2 separate regions of the Homo sapiens genome follow, and region 2 is linked to region 1. Evidence: chromatin contacts called from ENCODE Hi-C or POLR2A ChIA-PET data. All regions are on one chromosome and are shown on one strand. Each heading gives the region's core, a stretch centred on a gene start or an enhancer-like site at or near the end of the contact. The rest is flanking DNA. Distances are from core to core; before and after follow the strand shown.

Evidence for each region. Hi-C counts contacts between places; a loop is a spot of excess contacts on that map. ChIA-PET counts read pairs that join two places held with the same protein, here RNA polymerase II (POLR2A). Pooled maps may share reads with other maps.
Region 2: a loop to region 1 is called in a map of left cardiac atrium, with 5 times the contacts of the local background. The contact joins two enhancer-like sites. A Hi-C loop is called at or near these places in 2 of 168 maps with a recorded cell type or tissue (MCF 10A and left cardiac atrium), 2 of 37 single-sample maps with no recorded cell type and 9 of 50 pooled maps. POLR2A ChIA-PET finds 5 or more read pairs at or near these places in 5 of 52 experiments (AG04450, IMR-90, MCF 10A and 2 more).

The regions. Positions count from the first base shown.
Region 1 is chr18:58,760,447-58,763,146 of GRCh38, reverse strand. The region is part of intron 1 of LOC105372146 (a long non-coding RNA gene); the gene reads left to right. Among named protein-coding and RNA genes, the nearest start is that of LINC01926, 52 kb to the left of the region's middle. RefSeq lists an enhancer at 1,115-1,164. Within about 2 kb of position 1,251, at least 5 of the 41 ENCODE cell types and tissues checked have a DNase peak (open chromatin) inside an H3K27ac peak, as active enhancers do.
Region 2 is chr18:58,592,745-58,595,444 of GRCh38, reverse strand. The region is part of intron 3 of ALPK2 (alpha kinase 2); the gene reads left to right. Among named protein-coding and RNA genes, the nearest start is that of SNORA108, 6.5 kb to the left of the region's middle. Within about 2 kb of position 1,309, at least 5 of the 41 ENCODE cell types and tissues checked have a DNase peak (open chromatin) inside an H3K27ac peak, as active enhancers do.

The DNA of each region.
Region 1 (2,700 bases), core at 2-2,501:
TGAAGGCGTGATAAGAGACATGCGGGGGCTGTTCCTGGCTCGCTCACCTCCTTGTCCTCTTCCTCACCGAAACCACAGAGTCTCCCCCAGCCTTGCAGCAGAAGTGTGGTCGTGCCTCTGCAGTAAGCTGGGTGTAGGACTGGCTGGCCAGCATCTGCAGTCTATGCTGAGTACCTGTGCCTGGGTGACCCTTCCCCCGCGACTCCAGTGTGACCTTCCTTCCCAAGCCTCTTGTTGCCCTGGGGTCTTCCACATTCAGCTGTGTCAAGCTCAGGGAATACAGGAGGAAAATGGGATCGCCTCAAAGTTAGGGGCTGGGGGATGAGTTGCCGCAGGTACTAACAGGCAAACCTGCCCTGTTCCTCCAGCCGGGTGCCAGTGGTAGTTGACAGGGAAAGGGCCCTTGAGGAAGAGAGCAAGTGGGGAGAGAGAGGGAGAGACAGAGAGGATGGAGAAGTTGGAGGTCTCTGTGGTGGCCCAAGGGGGCAGTGGGGCCTGGAGGAGGTGGTTGGGCATCTGCTCCCACTAACCCATGGGCCACCTGGTCCCTTTGCCACGGACCCTGCTATGGGCAGCCATGGTGGGGTGGAGGCGTGTCCCTGGCACCCCCATGTCTCCCCGCATGAGTTTCCTGAGGAACCTGTGGGCATCCCGACGCCCTCTGGGTTTCACCTGGAGGACCACTGCTCACAAGTGGCCTCTCCTTATTTCTTTGAGCAACTTGAACTCTGTGAAAAGAACGTGGGCTCCACGGAGGCCTGTGCCAGCGGAGACAGGAAACATCACCGCTGTTTTCAAGATGGTTCCATTCACTCTTTGTCCTAGTGACCCTGTACTCAGCTCCCATTGTGATGGCTTGGGCGGGGGGATGGGCATGTTTTCTGGATAGTTCCACTGCCTCTGCCCCACTGCATGCAAGCCTGGTCAGCCTGGTGAGGGAGGGCATGCTCAGGCCCCCACCAGCCCCGGGCCTGCTGTCCTTCAGTGGCCTGTGTTCTGAAGACACAGGTGCATCTCTGTCACCCACTACCCACCAAGTCACAAACACCTGGGGCGGGAAGGAAGGTAAATGTTCCTCAAGGGATAGTGTGTATATGAGGGTGGGGTGCGTGGCTGGGAGGCGCACAAATGGCAGCATCCACTTAGGAGCCTGTACCCATCTTCCAGCAGGTCAGCACGGCTGAAGCCAGCAAATTTGTTGTGTTCTCTGGGCCTTAGCAGTCACGACCTTGGACCACGAGATGTGCCCTTGTCGCATTTATTTAAAGAGTTGAAATCTGAAAGGTGCATTAGAAATCGTTCTATTTATAGAGTCACTCTAAATACACTGTGGTGGAAGATGGCCAAGAGCTATTGTGAAGTGAAAGTAGGAACTGGAAAACGGTGAGCTCAGCATGATCTCACATATGCACATATGTGTACACCTGTGTGTATACATGTATAAAAGATATCTGTACACATGTATGTGTATAATACTCATACGTGTGTGTGCATATGTGTGTGTGTGTCCATATGGTCTGGAGATTTATATGCATAATACAACCGGAAGAAATATACACTGAAGAGATAGCATTATCTCTTGAAAGTGAGATTGGGATTATGTGGGGAGGGGAACTTTTAAACATTAATTTACGGAAAAGAAACGGAAAAATGTTCTGGTTCAGTCTAGCCAGGGTAAGTTTGAGACCTGGGCCCCAGGGTGACTTTCACCTCAACCACTGCTCTCTGCCAGTGCCACGCTGCCTGTGGCCTGGCCCTTGCTGTGAGTGTTTACGACCACAAAATTTACTTTTCCTGGAAGTGGTTTCTTCTGATGGCTGGAGAATGTTTATGACATTGTCCATCTCTGTTTCTCCTTAATGAAATTGCCTGGCAGCCGCGGTATTTTAGAGAAGTCTTAACCCCTACTCACTCTCCATTTAGCTTTCCATTCCATTTTCCATGGGAATGGCTGCTCTGACATCAGAATAGGCAATGGCAGCAGGAAGCAGTATCATCAAAGGTGCGAGTTTGAACTCTGGGGAGAGAGGTGTTCATAGGGTAATTTTTGCAACAGTTGGAAAATGCTCTACTGGACAGGGCTGGCTTTTGCTAAGAGGCTCAACAGGAGTTGGTCCATGTGCTGCATTCTCATTTTCACTCCCCAGTTACTCCCTGGGCCACCTGCCTGCCGCAGCACCTGAAGTCAAGTCACCAGAGGCTCAACTTTCTGGTCCATGTGTGGCTGTTTCTTTTTCTATTTATTTTTGTATTTTATTTATTTATTTTTTGTGATGGAGACTTGCTCTGTCACCAGGCTGGCACGATCTTGGCTCACTGCAACCTCCGCCTCATAGGTTCAAGTGATTCCCCTGCCTCAGCCTCCAGAGTAGCTGGGACTACAGGCACGCGCCACCATGCCCAGCTAATTTTTTTGTATTTTAGTAGAGACGGGGTTTCACCATGTTGGCCAGGATTGTCTTGTTCTCTTGACCTCGTGATCCGCCCATCTTGGCCTCCCAAAGTACTGGGATTACAGGCGTGAGCCACTGCGCTGGCCATGTGTGGCTGTTTCTAGGAGAGATTTCTGTCTCATTCCTTCTCTTCCTTTTTTCTTTCTCTCCCTCAAAATTTTCCAATGTTCCTGGGAGGGCTAGTCAGTCACAACTTACAGTGGTGTAGTAGTGGGCTCTCTGCCTGAAAGCTGAGGAATTGGGACTT
Region 2 (2,700 bases), core at 60-2,559, 170 kb after region 1:
TGTATCCTGGAATATAATTCAAAAAGGAGTGATCATAAGGACTTCATTCAAAAATAAGGATTCATGGAGGGCCTACTATATGCCGGGGACTGTTCTAGACCCTAAGGTTACAGCAGCAAATACTGGAGTCCCTGATCTCATGGGAAAGGGATCGCAAGAGGAGCCAGACATTTAACACACCAGGAACTATGTAATGGGTCAGGTGAAAAAAGATAAAGCAGCACGAGGGAGGGAAGGCGCATGACGGTGGGAAGGTCTCTCTGGTGAGGGGCTCTGAGCACAGGGGTGAAAGTACAGAGCGGGAGGTGATGTGGTTATTACCTGGGGAAGGCAGGTTCTCTTCACCTTCTGTGACTCCCACGTCAGCTCATTGCTTGTAGGCCATGGCACATGGTCATGACTTTGGATTTGATTTGGAGTGAGATGGAGACACATAAGAGGGTTTCTGAACAGAGATGTGATGACATTTTCTGGCTAAGTGTAAAAGGATGACTCTTATCTCAGTGATGTGAATGTATCCTCTGGAGAAGACTCAGGGCACAGATGGGGACTGCAAGCAACCATCGCGGTAATTCAGATGAGACGGTGGTGCCTCCACCCAGGACGGTCCTGCAGAAGGTGGGAGGAAGCGGCCAGGTTCTGAGTGTGTCTGACAGGAGCTGCTGTTGGACTGGATGCTGGACGTGAAAGGGGAGTGAAAGACGGACTCCAGGATTTTTGCACTGAGCAATTGGTAGAATGGAATTGCAGTTTTGTGGAGACAAGAAGCAGGTTTGGATAAGGACATCCACAGTTTGGCTTGGGGCGTGCTGGGTGTTTGATGAATTAGCAGAGCTCTGGGCCTCTGTGGCTAGGGACATTTGTGCTGCTGAGAGCTGGGGCTGCCGGCCATGGCTTGTCTGATGGAGCATTCATCTTAGTCCTGCTCCCAAGATGATGGGCCTTTCAGAGAATAGATTTACAGTTTAAACTTAAGATTGTTTTGGTATATTGTCACAATGCTCCTTAAGATTTCTGGGACATTATGCTCGCTTGGTGACCTATTAGGTGCTGGGGGTGGAAATTGTTTCTGGATAACTTTGAGTTTTCTTTTAATAAGAAGGGTCAGTCATCTATTAACTAAGCGTGGTGGTAGTAATGCCATAGGATTTTTTTCCTTTCTGAAATCAGTTTGCCCACTTCTTGTTCAAAGAATCTCTGGTGGGTCTGCGTTGCTCCCAGAGGCTCAGAAAGCTGTCAAAAGGGCAGAGCTTCTGCGCCAAGTGGAAGCCAGGAAACCGCTCCCCATGCATCCCCAGGAAAAGATCCTGGCTCTACCATGAACATGCCTGTTCCCTGACGTGTTCGCTATTGTACAAGAGTCCATGTCCATTTATTTAGTTCAGTGCTTCTGAGTGCTGGCTGCCCAAAGGAATAGCCTAGAAACCTTAAAAAAAAAACTGATGGTGAAGGTTTCACCCCATTATGCTGCTTAATTGTGCTTTTTTTTTTTTTTTTGGTTGGGGGAAGAGGTGGGCCCTGGCACTGGTATTTTTTTCCTTTTATTATTTTTATTTATTTATTTTTGAGATGGAGTTTTTGCTCTGTTGCCCAGGCTGGAGTGCAATGGTGCGATCTCGGCTCACTGCAACCTCTGCCTCCCAGGTTCAAACAATTCTCATGCCTCAGCCTCCCAAGTAGCTGGGATTACAGGCATGCACCACCACGCCTGGCTAATTTTTGTATTTTTAGTAGAGATGAGGTTTCACCATGTTGGCCAGGCTGGTGTTAAACTCTTGACCTCAGGTGATCCACCCGCCTTGGCCTCCCAAAGTGCTGGGATTACAGGTGTGAGCCACTGCACCCGGTCTTTTTTGCCTTTTTTTTTTTTTTTTTTTTTTTGAGACAGAGTCCCTTCCTGTCACCCAGGCTGGAGTACAATGGGGAAATCTCAGCTCATTGCAACCTCCACCTCCCAGGTTCAAGCGATTCTTCTGCCTCAGCCACCCAAGTAGCTGGGATTACAGGCGCATGCCACAACGCTCTGCTAATTTTTGTATTTTTAGTAGAGATGGGGTTTCACCATGTTGGCCAGGCTGGTCTTGAACTCCTGACCTCATGATCCACCTGCCTTGGCCTCCCAAAGTGCTGGGACTACAGGCGTGAGCCCCTGCACCCAGCCCCTTTTTTTCTTTTTAAATAGACTTTAATTTTAGAGCAGTTTTGGGGTCACAGCAAAATTGAGCATAAGACACAGATAGTTCCCACATACCCTCTGTCCGGCATGGTACATTTGTTACAATCCATGAATCCACACTGACATATCATCACCCCAAGTCCATAGTTTACATGAGGGTTCACTCTTGGTGTCCGTTCTACAGGTTTGGACAAAGGTGTCCTGACATGTATCTACCTCTGCAGAATCAGCAGTAGTCTCCCCGCCCTAAAATCCTCCGGCCCTGGTATTTTTACGAAGCGCTCCAAGTCACTTGAACGTTCAGCCAGGGCTGAGAACTATTGATTTAGTCTTACTGTGTGCCAGGCTTTGCTTTCAGCACTTTATAGGAGTTAATCCCTTAATCCTCATGTCACCGGGTTGATGGAGGTTCAGCTATTGTCCAGAGCTGTCAAGTGGCTTCTCCAACGCTGCGGAGCAGATGGGCCGGCATGTGAACCCAGGCACATTCGCTGCTAAGTCTGTCCCTTAACCACTATGCAGTA